2 separate regions of the Mus musculus genome follow, and region 2 is linked to region 1. Evidence: chromatin loops called from intact Hi-C (ENCODE). Cell type or tissue: heart. All regions are shown on one strand.

What was found. Peaks named below come from ENCODE experiments on the same cell type or tissue, not always from the same donor. Only the 100,000 strongest peaks of a DNase experiment are listed, where the experiment ranks them.
Region 2: a loop joins it to region 1, with 4 times the contacts of the local background. A loop is called at or near these places in 3 of 42 quality-filtered maps.

The regions. Positions count from the first base shown.
Region 1 is chr19:60,945,830-60,953,829 of GRCm38, forward strand. The region is part of intron 1 of Grk5 (G protein-coupled receptor kinase 5); the gene reads left to right. Among named protein-coding and RNA genes, the nearest start is that of Grk5, 60 kb to the left of the region's middle. In heart, no CTCF peak of the experiment used is centred here; DNase peaks (open chromatin) are centred at 302, 1,022, 3,382, 4,412 and 1 weaker place; H3K27ac peaks cover 2,152 bases.
Region 2 is chr19:61,079,981-61,087,980 of GRCm38, forward strand. Grk5 (G protein-coupled receptor kinase 5) reads left to right here. Exons shown (of 16, transcript NM_018869.3): 11 at 874-963; 12 at 3,081-3,289; 13 at 6,092-6,229. It also overlaps a transcript of Zfp950 not described here. Among named protein-coding and RNA genes, the nearest start is that of Zfp950, 57 kb to the right of the region's middle. In heart, CTCF peaks have their summits at 4,757 (motif pointing left) and 4,961; a DNase peak (open chromatin) is centred at 4,751.

The sequences.
Region 1 (8,000 bases):
AGCTGCTTTCATGCTGCCTCCTGTACTCCCCATGAGCACCTGCGTCTTGTTTCTGTGTCAATTCACAGCCTGATTTTCCTCAAGTCCAGCAAGATGACTGCCATTAGGTAGGGTAGAAGTGACAGGAACTCAACTCCAGCTGGCTTCAGTAAACAAACAACTCTAGGGAATTTGGCTCCTGCTTAGTTGTGGGTGGGGCTAGTGGTATCATGGGTTGTCTTTGGTTTCCCTTCCTTGTCCTGAGAGCTCCTGGCTCTGCTTCTCTGAAATATTGGCCTCTTTCCCTCCCACCCAACTTTCCCCATCATGGAAAAGATGGCCAGCTGCTGTGTGTCCTTAACCCTTGACCTTGGATTGCAGCCTCTGGGGTTGTGAGCCACAACTTCCTGTTCTTTAAACTCTCTGACTGTAGAGCTTTGTCAGGGCAGTGCTGGTGACTCAGGCAGCTGAGAGGTGACCAACACCACCATAGGAGCGCCTGGGTTCTGCTGAGTTACAAGTGTGGGGCCCCTGGTCCATCAGATAGTTGTAACGCCAGCAGATACAATTTTGAGGTTCTTTAAGGATTTCTTGCCCCTCAGTGAGATTCAGACCACCTGGAGAGAAGACAGTTCTGATTGTTTTAGGGAAGTTTATTTGAGGAGGATGTGTGGCTCTAAACAGTCTAATTTCTTTTTGGGAGTTCTGGGGGTGTAGGTTAAGGCATGGTCTCATGCAACTCAGGCTGGCCCTTGTATACTGCAAAGGATGACTTTGGATTCCTGATCTTCTTGTCTTCATCTCCCAAGTGCAGGGATTACACAAGGCCTGATTCACAAGTCGTCTGTTTTTCCCCTCTTTGTTAAAAACAATGGTGGTTGTTTTTTTGAAGTAGTGCCCTTCCAATTCTCAGCTGCTCTCCAGTGAGCTTTTCCTTCCCTTTCATGACTTGCATGTTTTTCAGGGTGAGGAAGTTAAAGAGCAAATCTGGAGAGTTGGCCAGGGCAGCACACTAGATTTCTGGCCTTGGAACTGGGGCAAGAGGCAGGAAAGGTGGAGTCTGAATAGACTGAGAGAAGCCTACACGACTTGCTTGATGGGGGAACAGCTATTCTCCCACAGGCTGCAGATGTGGTGGGAGGAAATGATGAAAGAGCTGTGGGCTGGGGAGATGCTATGAGGCGTAGATGCAGTGTATCAGGCTAGGGGCTGGGACTGTAGCTGTGGGACAGGCTATACCTTAGTCTCTCTCTCTCTCTCTCTCTCTCTCTCTCTCTCTCTCTCTCTCTCTCTCTCTCTCTCTCTTTTCAAGACAGGGTTTCTCTGTGTAGCCCTGGCTGGCCTGGAACTCACTCTGTAGACCAGGCTGGCCTGGAACTGGAACTCAGAAATCCACCTTAGGCTTTTTCTCATGGCCAGGTAAGTGATTCCTGTGCTGGGTCCAGCAGCCTTACTCTGGTTTATAGTCTTGGTTCTACAGCAAATGGACTGAGTGACTACTATCTATAATGTTTTCCACAAAATGAAGGGGTCAGGTTATATGACCTTTGAGAGTGTTTGAAAGCAATGAATTGACTGGGGCTCCTACCTGCTCAGCCACTTGTACTTCTCAACCCACTACCCAGCCAAGTCCTAAATCTGAGGTATCATCTGGGACATGGTGCTCCTCACCTATAATGCTAGTAGAGGCAGGAAGATTAGGAGTTCAAGGTCATTTCCTGCTATATAGTGAGTTGGAGGCTGTCTTAGGGTTTTATTGCTGTGACAGATACCATGACCACAGCAAATCTTATAAAGGAAAAAGCATCATGGTAGGAAGCATGGAGTTATGCACGCAGAAATGGTGCTGGAAGTAGCTGAGAGTTCTACATCCAGATCAGCAGGCAGCAAGCACGAATGGAGCAACCAGGTCTGGCTTGGGCTTCTGAAACCCCAAAGCCCACTTAACTTCCAGTGACACACTTCCTCCAACAAGGTCACACTTCTCAATTCTGCCACTCCCTGTGAGCATATGTGGGCCATTTCCATTCAAATCACCAGAAGCCTATGTGGGCTAAAAAGACCTTGTCCCTAAGACAAACCAACAAAACCAACATCAAAAAAAACAAAAACAAAAAACAAAAAACAAAAAAAAAACAAAAACAAAAAAACCTGAGGTGCTATTTCATAGAATGTGGTCCCGAAGAAACTGGGGACAAATGACTCACTGAGATACAGATACTGGTTCTGAAAATACCTGTTATAGAGTCCTGGCTCCTTTCAACACGCTTCACCTCTGCCCCCTACCCTAAACCTCTCCAGCCCCTGAGCTTTGCTTACCTTCCTTCCCTCAGCTCTTTTTTTTTTAAAGATGTATTTATTTATTTTATGTATATGAGTTCACTGTAGCTGTACTGATGGTTGTGAGCCATCGTGTGGTTTCTGGGATTTGAACTCAGGACCTTCGGAAAAACAGTCAGTGCTCTTAACTGCTGAGCCATCTCTTCTGCCCTTCCCTCAACTTCTTATTCCTATATAATCTAGCCATTTTGGACACACTCTTTCTTGATTCTCTACCTTCTTGGTCTTTTGTCTCCCTCTTTTTTTTTCTCTTCCTCTCTCACTCATCCACTTCTCTCTTCTCATGGCCAGTCTGTTCTACTGGCCATGTTCAGTTTTAGTCTTCTGGATGCCTCAGACTATTCTCTTTCTCATATCTATAATAAAAACATTTCCCTCAGCCATACCTAGGAGTGGTCATATCCTCATTTTTATTCAAAGCTGACTTGATTTTGCAGACCTGAGGGAGAAACTGAATTTATTTATTTATTTATTTATTTATTTATTTATTTATTTATTTATTTATTTATTTCCTTACTTACTTGTTGCTAGTACTGATTACAGTTGCCTCATTTTTATTCAAAGCTGACTTGATTTTGCAGACCTGAGGGAGAAACTGAATTTATTTATTTATTTATTTATTTATTTATTTATTTATTTATTTCCTTACTTACTTGTTGCTAGTACTGATTACAGTTGAATGGCCTCTCTGAGACCTTGCAAAGTTTTAGACCCATGGGGATGTCTCATGGTAGCAAAGATATGTGGCATTCTCTCAGTCTTTCTTCCTTATAGTCTTTTATGCTTGTCCTGCACCCCTGTATGCCACCAGGTATTTTTTGTCAGCAGTATTTGTTCCATCATAGGGGGAGTTTTTGCAGGAAATTAGATGACTTGACACATGCTTCCCATTATTGAGGTGTTAATGCATGTGGCCTCTTCTCTCACAATTAGAGTGGCTTTACAGAACAACAAACAATGGTGGTGCAGTTTCCTGTGGGAGGGAAGAATGGGTGCAGGTGGGTGGCCAGAGCCATGGTCCCCAGGGAAGTGGTTTCCTGAGAGCATCCTGAGCCCTGATTCCTGAGGTGGGGTAGTGACACGTGTTTTCAGCTTTGTCATGAGCTGCTGTTCTAGAGGCTTCCCATGGGCTAGCCCTGTTCAGATGGCATTTTGCTTTTACTTCTGGAGAAGCTGTCAGGCTAGCAGGAACTGCCAATTCTGCTCTCTAGATCTCTTGCCCTAGCCTGGATTATTGACTACCTGCTGCCCTAGGTCAGCCTCCCTTAGGCTAGCCTCCTGGCTTCTCTGTTCTGCCATTAGCCTTTGAGATCTTTGAATGTACTCAAACCACCCCCACCCCCTTGTCATTTGATTGCTTACTGACCTGCAGGGGTTGACACAAACATTCCCTTTCAGGACTTTTACACTGGCTTTCTGAGTATCCCAGCCTCTTTATTCTGCCTTCTGGTCTAATACTCAATTCCACATGGTATATCTTCCCACTAATTCCCCAATTATCAAATAAGCTGGGTTATTTGCTGCTGATTGTATCTTACTTCACACTGCCCACAGCCTTCTTTAGTGAAGATCTTCAAATGCCAGGTATTCTGATATGTGAGTTGGCTAAGTCTCTTAAGAGATTTCAGCAGTTTCTTGGGGCAAGTGTGAGGTTAAGGGTGGCTTAAGTAAAACAATAGGCCTTTCCATCCAGCAGCTTAAATAGTGGTGTGATTGGCATAGTTAAGAAGAAGAAGAAGAGGAGGAGGAAGAGGAGGAGGAGGAGGAGGAGGAGGAGGAAAGAAAAGCCCCTTGAGCTCTTTAAGAAATCTCTGGAAATTACATCTGTATTTGAGTGAACTGTCATATTGAGCCTCCAGTGGAGCACAACTGTGGAATTCAAACTCTTGTACCTCAAGAGAACCAGGATGAAGGAGAGGGCAAAATCCCTTGAAATGTCACCAGTGTTATTATTAGTCATAATATTATCTTTGTTAATAATAATAATAAGACCCACCTAAACCGTAGACAGTCATTTCCGTAAGCTACACCATCAGAGTCAGATAGCACTAAGGATCTGGGAAGGCGCCAGGGTGAGAGGGATGGAGTATTTGCAGGAAACCCCACCCTGTCCACACATGTACAGCTACATCCTCCACGCCCTTTAGGGCACTGGTCAATTGAAGCCTGGAGCTCCAGCAGGCACTTGCACAGTGTCCTGCAGGCTTTCATCCTTTCTGCCCTGAGATACAGTATGGTCTGTAGGTTTGGGAACTCCGGGGTAGTTTCTTGTACAAAACTCTAAGGCCTTTTTTCTTCTATTGTATGCAGACCCCAGAGATGTCTGAGACAATGTGTTTCCTACAGATTTTGTTTGCCTGCTCTGGCTTTTTTGTTTTGCTTTAGTAAACAGACATTTAACATATACAGATCTGTATACTTGACAAGGAGAAATCTGGAGCCTTCCACAGGCAGCTACACTGAGTCATTTATTCCTTGAACTTGAAGACCTTGGATAGTCTAGAGCTTTGTTGGTGACTCATACCATGAGTCCTGAGCTGGGTGTAAGGGCTTCTGTTGCCAGCTGCAGCAGCAATGGGGTGACGAGCTTGCGATTAGCCAGGGGGGAAAAGATGCTTCAGTCCTAGGTTATGATGAATTACAGCTTCTAAACCCTGGATTTGACTTTCAAGAGTTTAGGTCTGAGTCCTAGTTAGTACTCAGAAGCTGCTTATCTAATAAATATTCTTGGTGATTTGAATTGCTGTGAAGCCAAAGATAATCTTTGGAAATAATTTGGCATGAGCCTGTTTTTATCTGTTGAGCTTTGTTTGTGTGCCTCATATGTCTCAGTGATTTTACTGGGAAGGACTTGACCTGAGGACCCACTTTAACCAGAATGGAACCTGAGCATAACCTCATAGACTGGTTTGATCAATATGGATATAGTACTGTTGTCCCATTCATCCAAAATGGTTCCAAATGTTTCACATGGGGCTCTGTGCTTGTTCAACAGGGCAATAGCCAAGGGCACAGATTCCAAATGGGACAGACCTGGGTTTTCACACAAGCTTATGCTCTATCTTTGTTTGTTTGTTTGTTTGTTTGTTTTTGAGATAGGATTTCTTTGTGTAGTTTTGGCTTTCCTGGATTATTAAGCTCTGTAGATCAGGCTGGCCTTTGACCTACTCTGCTTTCCAAGTGTTGGAATTCAAGGTGTGGGTCACCATTTCTGGTTCCTTCCATCTTTATGAGCTAAGACTTGATACTTAATTTCCTAGGACATTTCTTACACATGAATCTGAGACATAAGAGCCCTCTTCTCTAGACAGCTAAGAGAATTACCTGCACCATTGTCTGTGAGGTGTTTGATCCATGCTAACATGAACTCAGATCACTGTGGTAAATGCTGCCTCAGTGATGAGCAGGTCACTGGATGCCTCAGAATCTAGAGGGACAGCAGACTGATTACAGACAGGTGATCTTGTCCCATATTTAAGATTCTGCATGTCTTTTGTAGTCCTATTTATAGACCCAGGAAGGCCTGCTCATCAGAAGGCCTCAAGCTGTCTGGATAGAACTTCATGGAGGAGGCAGGGAATGACAGGAATATAATGGTCCCTCTTTTATGACCTTCAAAGTATTTTTGTTTGTTTGTTTGTATCTTCTAGGGTATTTTCTAGGATATCTTTTTTTTTTTTTGTTACCATGTATATGGGGATATATGCCCAGAATATAAACAGAGTTAGGCTGGAAGTGGCTTTACATTTGAGAGACTCAATTGAAGAGGGGAAGTTTATGTGTAGGTTTCCTTGAAGGGGGCTGTGGTGGCTCTATTTCAAGTTCAAAAGGACTAATTTTGAGATATATCCGTATATCCGTTCTGAGGTTGGTCATATTGGAGGTTATGGTTGATGTTACTCATATAAAGGAGATTTAAACTTAGTCCCTTCCAAATGGAGTTCCTTTGCCGAAGTCTATTGTCTGCCTTAGTATATCAAGTCAGGAGTTTTAGGAGGTGAAGTATGGAGATGCACAGAGCTTTTCTCAAAGGATTTTGAATAAGTTCATGTATGGAGGGTCACTCCATATATAGTGGATATTTGGGGCAGAGTGTTAGCCTCTAGTTCTCTAACCTTCCCAAAGAACCAGCATTGGCACCCTCAGTGAACAGGTGTAGATGGAACATAATTGATTACAGGACAGGACTCATTTCTCCAGGCTTTGTCTCCCTTGGCTACTTGCTTTTCAATGCTGGTTTGGAATTTGTATAGTAGTGGGAATGTGGCTGAGCTCTTGTTTTTAAACAGCATCCCCTTCAATTCTTATGGGTTTTATCAGATAGCAAGGCCCACATTTAAAAGCCCAGGGTGCTTGGTTTGAAGAAAAGTTTGATTAGCCATTAGCAGCTAGTTAACTGGAGGCTAGGTCTACTTACTTCCAAGAATGGAGACAGATTATAACATTTACCTGCTGAGCACATTGAGAGTCCAGATGAATTAGAGACCACTGTCATGGCCACAGAAATACAAACCACACACTGCTCTTTGAGATATCTAACCTCTACAAGAAAAAAGAAAAAAGAGCTAACCAGTGACAGATGTTTAATGTGTGCTGCATATGGATTTTGAAGGAGGGGCCTCTTGAGGGAGACCCAGGCAAGATTCCAGGCATCTACTTTCATGTCCTGCTTCTGTGCGGCACTTACTGGCATTTTCTTCTAAAATAACTGCCCCATTATCTCTACCTGTTGATTCTGCATTCTGAAGGTTGTATGGAGTGTCTGAGAATTCTGACAGTTGTATGTGGGGTTGTTCTCTGGAACTTGTCATTGATGACAGGGTGACAGGGTCATGCCTCTTATAGTATAAGCTGTGTATTGAAAAGGTATTTGTCTGTGGAATAAAGTTACTGGATTAGGTTTCTCTGTTCCCTTGACAAATGGGCTCTCATATCCCCTAATAAGAACAGGTACCATCTGGGTTGAGTGTAAGGCTGCAACTCCAAGGACAATGACAATGATTTTTATTTGTATAATTAATCTTTTAAGATAGTGTTTTATCTCAGGCTCAGCACCAAGATGCCTAGTGTACGCAGTGCTGGGGATTGAGCCCAAGTCTTCTTGAATGCTGGGCAAACATTCTACCTACTACTTTCTGAGCCCCAAGCTCAGTAACCACTTGGGTAAGGCCAACAGTAGCCTTTGAGAAGAGGAAGACTGTGTGGCTGTGTGGGGATTTTCTTGCTGGCTTTGCTACCTATGGTATTTTTCTGAAGCTGATGCTTACTATTGGAGAAGTGGTTTACCTTTGTACAGAAAAGGGTCTGACAGCTCAGGTATGCTATTATCTTTTGTCTGGTTCCCTGCCTTTGTAGGGTCATACATATTCCTTCAAAACCTGCTGTGGAGAGAATCTCTATGTACTGTGTGGAAGTATCAAGTGTCAGTAAAAAGCTGATGGCCCATTAGCTGGGGCAGGGTTAGAAAGGTGGGAGATCTGGTACAGAGGGGTGGGGACATGGGGGAGGAGTTCTGGGAAAGAGTCAGGTTCAGATTTCACCTTGGGCTTGGAGGAGACTGCACATGAAACTGAGGAGAGGTAACTAGCCATGTAGCAGGCATAGACTAGAATAAACATGTTATATAAGCTACAGGCTAGTCGGAGAACAAGCCAAAGCTTATGGCCATAAGCATTGTAATA
Region 2 (8,000 bases), 130 kb after region 1:
GACTAGCCTGGCAGTAACAATACCAAGTCTTCTGCATGTTCTTGGGACAACAGCATACATACCCACAATTGATGACCTGCAGAGAATTGTGTGTAGAGAGGAATGGGGAGCACAGGGTCCTGTGGGAGGCTACAGTGTGTTCTAGTAACTACTCACACTGAAGCCCCACAAGGGGCAGTCCATCGCTGGTACTCACATACTATCTTTTCTGTCAGATACCACAGAACTGGCGGCCATCTAAGCTACTCAGGCCCTACAGGCATTTATGGACAAAGGCACGTGTTCCTTCCTGAGTATGAAATGTAGCCATCACCCTGCCTAGAAGGTGTGGCGGAGATAGAAGTAGAACTCTCAGTGTGATGCTGCCTGGGTCTTGGGGAACACACTCTGAGTTCAGATCCCAGACCAGGCACCACCCTTCTCATTTCTCCATCTCTTTGAAGGGGAAAAAACAAACCACCTCCAAAGACCAATCAGGAAGGCAGGGAGTGGCTTCCCAAATTGCTTTACAATTTTTTCCCCTTAAGCAAATTGTTGCAAAATGTCAAGAACCTCATATTTTTCCTATGAAGCAATCACTGAAACAGCCAGGACATTTTAAACTCTGTGACCTCAGCCTTCCCGGAAGCTCATTGGGGCATTAAATGTTGTAAGTCGGCCAGTGGCCCGCCTTGTCCAAGCATCTTTATTAATATTCTCCTCTTTATGTGTAATTTCTACACATCTTACTTACACTTTTTCAGGGTTACATGGTTACCCTGAGAAAGTAGGCTGATGTCACATCTTCATTGGACAGAAGCCTAGAAAGTCTGTGGCCCTGACCAGGGTGCCCACATGACCACAGGAACCCATTAACCCTACTCTCCCCAACAGGCCACATAAGGATCTCAGACCTCGGACTGGCCGTGAAGATCCCCGAGGGAGACCTTATCCGTGGCCGGGTAGGCACTGTTGGCTACATGGGTGAGTAATAACTTATGCCTATCACACACTGAGCCTCCCCAAGAGCACCTATTTCTAAATCCCCCAGTCTTTGTTTTGCTGGTCAGAATTACTGTGCTGATCTTCCACAGAAATGCCTGGTGGGAGACCTCAGTCAGGTAGAGTGGTACACTAGGGCCAAAGGTGTGATCTAAACTGAGTTTTCTGTAGCCCCCAACCACAAGCCAACCTAGGTCTCAAAAACAAGCATCCTGGAAGTTTGGTGACCGGAGCCTGCCACTAGCATTTCTAAGGGAGCCCTTATTGAAGTAGGACCTACTTTGATAAAGTGTCATCCTTTTTGAGGAGACTCCTGAGAAGACCCTAGGGCATGTAGGGATCACCTGAAAGTTCTAAACTCAGTCCCAGTTGCCCTCTGCCCAGGCCTGCATCCACAGATGATGTGGGACATTCAATATATTATCTCTGTTTCTTGAGGGTCCAGACAACAAAACACTTGGCAACCTGTAGGATATGTGTATATGTGACTATGAGAATCCTGATAGTTAGATCTGATAGATCTGAGAGACATATAGAGAATAGATGGATGGGTGTTGGGTTCATCATAGCACAAAGGTTCTTGCACTCACAGATCTACAGAGAAACCAGGAATGCTAAGATTGTCTTTCCAGTAGGAAAGATGAAAAACCTGTTCTTCAATCCAGAAAGCAGAGAATTAGAAGTGATTAAGAGCCTGGTCATCTGCATTATCTGTTGAACCAGGTCATATCAAGCTCAGACAACCAGAACTAGGGGTAGCTAGAAATCTAAATGACTCTTATAGCCAGAAGTGTTCCCCACAAGCTCCCACAATCAGGATCAGAGGGAGCTAATAAGCCCAGATGACCTCTATGTTATCTGTTTGACTGAGACCAGGCCAGACCCTTAGGCCCTTAAGCTAGGACAGGTAGCCTACTTCTAGAACCTATCTCTGAGGTGAAGTTTCAATGTAATTATGCTTTCTTGTGCACTGATTGTATTACACCAGGAAACTTTTTTCCAAAATAAATACATAGGGAATAAACCACTTGTTCTTAGGCCCCCGAAGTCTGATCCAGGTTGATGAAGTCCAGCTATATCAGGTTTTCATTCTTATCTGTAAACATGGTTCACTTCCCTTATGACACCTACAAGGACCCTCTCAGATGGGGGATGGATGAATGGATGATGGATAAATGGATGGTGAATATATGGATCATGGAAGGACAGGTGGGCAGACATATAGATACAGATACACCTGTCCATGTACCTGCATGGAAATATGCTTACACAGTTGCATTGCTCTTCTTTGGACACAGTGCTTAATGATTTGTCTACATACAGACTCTGTCATGTGTCCACTGATGCATATCATGTGTCTACACTTTTCATTCTGGATGGCCTTAAGATACATCTTAAGTACCTTTTGTACATCTATGAGTCATTTTGTCAAAGTTGTAGTGAAGATAAAATAGGAGATTTTATTTTATGTGTATGGGCATTGTGCCTGCATGTATGTCTGTGTACCCTGTGTGTACTTAGTGCCCACAGAGGCCAGAAGAGTGTTGGATCTCCTGAAACTGGAGTCACCTGCTGTGTGGGTACTGGGAATTAAACCCAGGTCCTCTACAACAGCAATCAGTTTATGCTGCTAGCCACTGAGCCTTCTCTTCCATCTCGCCCCCCAAAAGATGATTCAAAGTCCATGTAGGTTCAATTTAATCTTTAATTTAGATGGGCATTCTTCTTCATTGAAATAAATATGTATGCAATATGTCCTGTGTTGGGAGCCATGCCTGTCACTGGGGACAAAGCAGTGAGAGCTATGTTGTGTGTTCTGTCTGAGGAGACGTGTCTATCCACCATAACCAGGGTTCTGAAGCCACCGTCAGAATTGGGCACAGTGAAGCACCATTAGGGAAGGCTTTCTCTGGACAAAGTGGTGTTTACATACCTGCTGGGTTGCAGTTGGAGATTGGAAGGAAGTAGCCCCAGCTTAAAACTCCAGTTTTTCTATGAGAGTGCTATACCCTTGGGTACTGCTGAGATGAGGAGCAGCACCGGAATGTGGCTGCATTCTGCTGCTAGTTGTCTACCACTCTCTTCCCTCCTGTTCTCAGCCCCAGAAGTTCTGAACAACCAGCGATATGGACTGAGCCCTGACTACTGGGGCCTGGGCTGCCTCATCTATGAGATGATTGAAGGCCAGTCACCATTTCGAGGTCGCAAGGAGAAGGTTAAGCGGGAAGAGGTGGATCGCCGGGTGCTGGAGACTGAGGAAGTGTATTCCTCCAAGTTCTCTGAAGAGGCCAAGTCCATCTGCAACATGGTAAGCTCCCGGTGAGCCAGATGCTGCTCATAGGTTGCTGCCCAGTGGTGCCTCCAGCCTCTGCCTACAACACCTGCATATTGGACAGGATACCCTGTGAATCAAGGAATATGGGTTGACGTGAACACCCATGAGTGTGTGTAGCTTTGTAGAAAAGTCAGCAAAGCATAAAGATGATAGCCCAAGTTGGTTCACAGGCAAGTTCCTGCCCTTGAACTTGGCCTCCTATTCCCTCCACTCTGGATTCTAGACACGGGGGACTGAGGACAAGGACTGCAAGAGAGGTGTTAAAGTCCTTGGAGTTGTTGAACATATTCTCAGTGTTCCATTCACTGTGTAGAACGGTGGTCCCAGCTCAAGTTCTGTATGGCAGCATGTGTGGATGGGCAGGACCTTCAAGTGAAGAGATTAGAGTGACTGGAGTGTGTTGGGGCCAGGTGTGGATACTGGACAGCTAAAGAGGAAGGAGTGATAGGGGCTGTAAGGTTCCCTCAGCCAAGGTGGACACTGTTCCATAGCTGGTCCTTAGGCCCTTCCTTGGGTTTGGTATGGAGTCAGCTACTTCCTGCTCTTGCCTGGCTCTCAGTCTCCTAAGACTCACCACAGGAAGATGCCCTCTGATGCTTTCTGTCCTCAAGTGCCTAGATACACACACTTGTAAGCCAATGTGGCAAAGTACCTTCCTCTGGAGCCATACTACACCCTGAGCAGCAAAGAAGAGAGCAGAGAGCAGAGGCCTGAAAGGGGCCTCTCCTCTCATTCCTGAGTCCCCAAGTAGCCCTGGGAAGGTTCAAGGGAACACATACCAGTAGCTCAGGGTAGAGCTTAGAGAAGACCAAGACTAGAAACTTGAAGTAACTAAGCTTCTACATTCAGAGGACCAGGGATCCCTGGGGGCTTGGCTACTTCAACCACCCCTGCTTGGCCACTTCTGTGTATAGAGCTGTGGTAAGGATGTGGGGCTGGATCTGCCCTCTGATCATATCTAAAAGAGGAAGTGTTCCTCTGCTACTGACATGTGTCAAAGACATGATGAAGAAGGTATGTAACATGTAGACCACAACCCCACAACCTGTTAACCAGTCTCAAAGAAGCACTGTCACAGCGGTGCAGTCGGGATGAGGTAGTGGAGAGATAGACAGCAGGGGTTAGGGATGTGGAGAGATGGCTGCCAGTGGTACTTGTTATGTCATGGTCAGCTGTCTGCGTGATGTAACAAGACTATAAGAGGCATCACATTCTTAGGTCAGGAGTCCCAAAAAGCCTGTCTCAAGAAACATCAATAGGGACATGGACATACTGAGAGAATGGAGCAAACATGATCTCTGCTTCTAACCACTACCACTATCACCACCTCTCCACTTCCCCACAAACCTCCATTTCAACCTCAGGTTTTGTGAGCTGAAGCTCTTGCTGTAACCAGGACCAAAGCTGTCCCTCTCCTGCCCCCTTGTGGCCACCGAGGGAAATGTGTTGGCTGAAAAGTGCCAAATGATTGTACACATGAAAGTACCTCCAGAAACCTCAAGCCTTGCTCTGTCTTCTCTTGGGGTCTTGGATTCTGGTCTGGACTTTGTAAGCCACAGCATCTCAGTCTGGCCACTCTGCTCTTATCCCTTTAGCAGGTGCTGACTCAGGCTACTGCAATACCTGACCTATAAACCATAGAGGCAGCTACACAATCAGCAGGGAAGTTGTTCTCCATTCCATCTTGGCAGCCATGCCCCTTGAGAGAGATGTCCACACACCCAGCTTTCCTGTCCCTTGGATCTAATGCTGAATCTGAGGCTCCTGCTGTGCCCCATCGCTGTAGCTTCTCCACACTCCCTTGAGTCCTTCACCATTTGACTCTCCCAGTCATTCCAGATCATATGTGGTCCCCCACATACAGGGAACTTACTCTGTCTTCTCCCACTGCACCCACACCTTCTCTCTTGATAATGTACGCCTGATACCATCCCTGACACCATATAGGTGGGTGTTCTATTCCACCTGTGTGGTATATTTTAGAAATAGACAAATACTAACTTAATAACCAAGCTTTTCAGATGAAGATATTTTATCCTAAAACCCTGATTTTCTATCACTTCTTTTGGAAAGCAGAAGTGTCGTTTACATACCATTCCTTCCTGGTAGAAGCTGATAAGCAACCCAGCCCTACCTCATCCTTTTTTTTTTCATCTTCTTATCCTTGATGATCCGGCCATCTGCCAGCACAGTAGACTCTAGGGGGCTGCATTAACAGGCTCAGCTACTGCACATTCTTGCTTCTTTGGTGTTTCTTGGAATGGATGGAGCATGGCCCAGTTACTTATGTCTAGAATAGAGAAACTTGGGGCCAGAGAGATGGCTCAGCAGGTAAAGCATTTTTTAATGCAATCCTGGTGATCTGAGTTCAAGTCCTGGAACCTCTGTGACAGGTAGAGGGACAAAGCTGACTCTACAAAGTTGTCCTCTGATCTCCATACAAATGCTGTGGCACATACATCGACACACAATAAGTGAACAATATAAAAAATACAATAAAATAGAAAAGAGAAGCCCAGAGGGTAGGCTCTAACCTGAGCCACCAGCCTGAGAGTATACACAGGGCAACTGAAAGCATGACAAAGATATGATCTGATCCTGTCCTTGCTGATGCTTCAGTTCTTCTAACTGGGGAGACATCCTCCTCCAGACTGAGTTTTAGGGGGTGGCACTGGGGAGGCTAGAGCTACAGTCACAGATGTTCCTTTGTCCTTCTGGCCTATGGGCAGATGGAAAGGCCCAGTCATATGACCTCACGAGACTCTCTTGTCACAGCTGCTCACCAAAGACTCGAAGCAGAGGCTGGGCTGCCAGGAGGAGGGGGCCGCCGAGGTCAAGAGGCACCCTTTCTTCAGGAACATGAACTTTAAGCGCCTGGAGGCTGGGATGTTGGACCCTCCCTTCGTTCCAGATGTGAGTAGCCACTATTGCTCCTAGGAGCTCTAAAGTCATCTCTCCAAGCTGTGTTTTCTATCAGACCCTGAGTTTTGCCTCACACAGTGCCTCAAATCAGCTAACCCATCTGGACTACCAAAGATTGCTCACTGCTCCTTCCTATACTCGACTACTTTGTGGCAGTGTTACAGGTCTCAGTGTCAGAATATGTACAGATGGGGTGTGAACTGGTTGTTCAGAGATTTAGGTACTCTCTCCAGAATAGGGCACCTAGACAACCTTCAGGTCCTTTTCTGTCCAGTGAAGTCCAAGACACCTCCCCTTTCTGAATCTGCCAGATATGTTATATTGAAGGTTGAAATGAGACCAAAATGGAAAATGAGTATTGAGGACCATCTCAGTTTAACTGAGCATCTACTGTCCGGTTCAATTAGGATTCTCCTTGGAGACACTCCACTGGGTCTGTATAACCCACGTTCACACTCACAAAGGAGCCCCACCCAGCAAGGTCTTTTTATGCTTCTATACTTTAAGTCCCAGCAGATTAAGGATCCTTGTTGGGGCCTTGGGGATGGAGCCAAGAACTGTGGACACTACAGAAACATTGGAGATGGGAACTAGCTTGTGTTAGCTCATGAAAGTTGACAGATGTGGTACACATCTCTTCTCAGCCCCCTTCTCAGACACCTCAGGACAAGTGCCTTCAGTAGATCAAGATGGGAGTGTTGACACCTTAACAACTGGAGAATATTACAAAGCAGAACTTTCCAAGACCCCTCTCCCAGAACCATTTGTTAACATTTGTGTGCACAGCACTGAGGAAGTAAGGAACACTCCTTGCATCTTTGGTGTTCTCCTATAAGTGAAGGTTCCCTGATCATCTGGGTAGGGATGGCAGCAGCAGATGTGGGGAGCCAGGACTAGCTACTGGATGCTGAACAGTGTCTATGGTCACCCACTGGAGACCTCTGTAGCCAGATGTGGCATCCACATCATAGGTCCAACCAGGGATAAAAAAATTTTTTTGACATTAAAAAGATTAAATCAGTAAGTACTACAAACCCCACATGAGAGAAAGTTCACAGTTGATTTGGAAATCATGGCAGTGACTCTCAAAATGGTTGCCCATTTGGAATCATCTAGGGAGTAAGAAAAGTACTTATCCTGGTTTGGGGATGTAGCTCAATTGGTAGAATGTTTCCCTAGTATGAATGGAGTACTGAGTTTGATCTCTAGGGGTGATAGTACACATCTGTAATCCCAGCACTTAGGAAGTGGAAGCAGAAGGATCAGAAATTCAAAATCATCCTTAGATGTACAGCCTGTCTGAGATGTTAGCCTGGACTACACAAGACCCTATCTCAAAAATGGGGAGAACAGCTGAGAAGATAACTCATCAATAAAATCCTTGCTTGCATTGCTATCCTCAAAACCCACATGAGAATCTCTGGGGCTCCAAACCAATTAGAGGCCTGTCTCAAAAGGAAGTGTATGGTGTTCCTAAGGATGGCACCCAAAATTGTCCCTGATCCCACAAGAAGTACTAATCTTATACCCAGGTCTCAAGTGGTCTTGGACCAAGCTTGGTCCATCAGAATTTTTCAAATTTTGTTTGTTGTTTGGTAGGTATTTTTAAGTTTGTTTAGAGCTGTGGTATAGCCACTAGCATCCCTAGATAATGTCTAATAGAGTAACAGAAAGGACACCACAGTTGTAGGCTGGGGCTTCGAAGCCTCCTCCTGTCCTTGGGCTACCTATTGCTGTGGTGATGGGATGAGATCACTTGTGA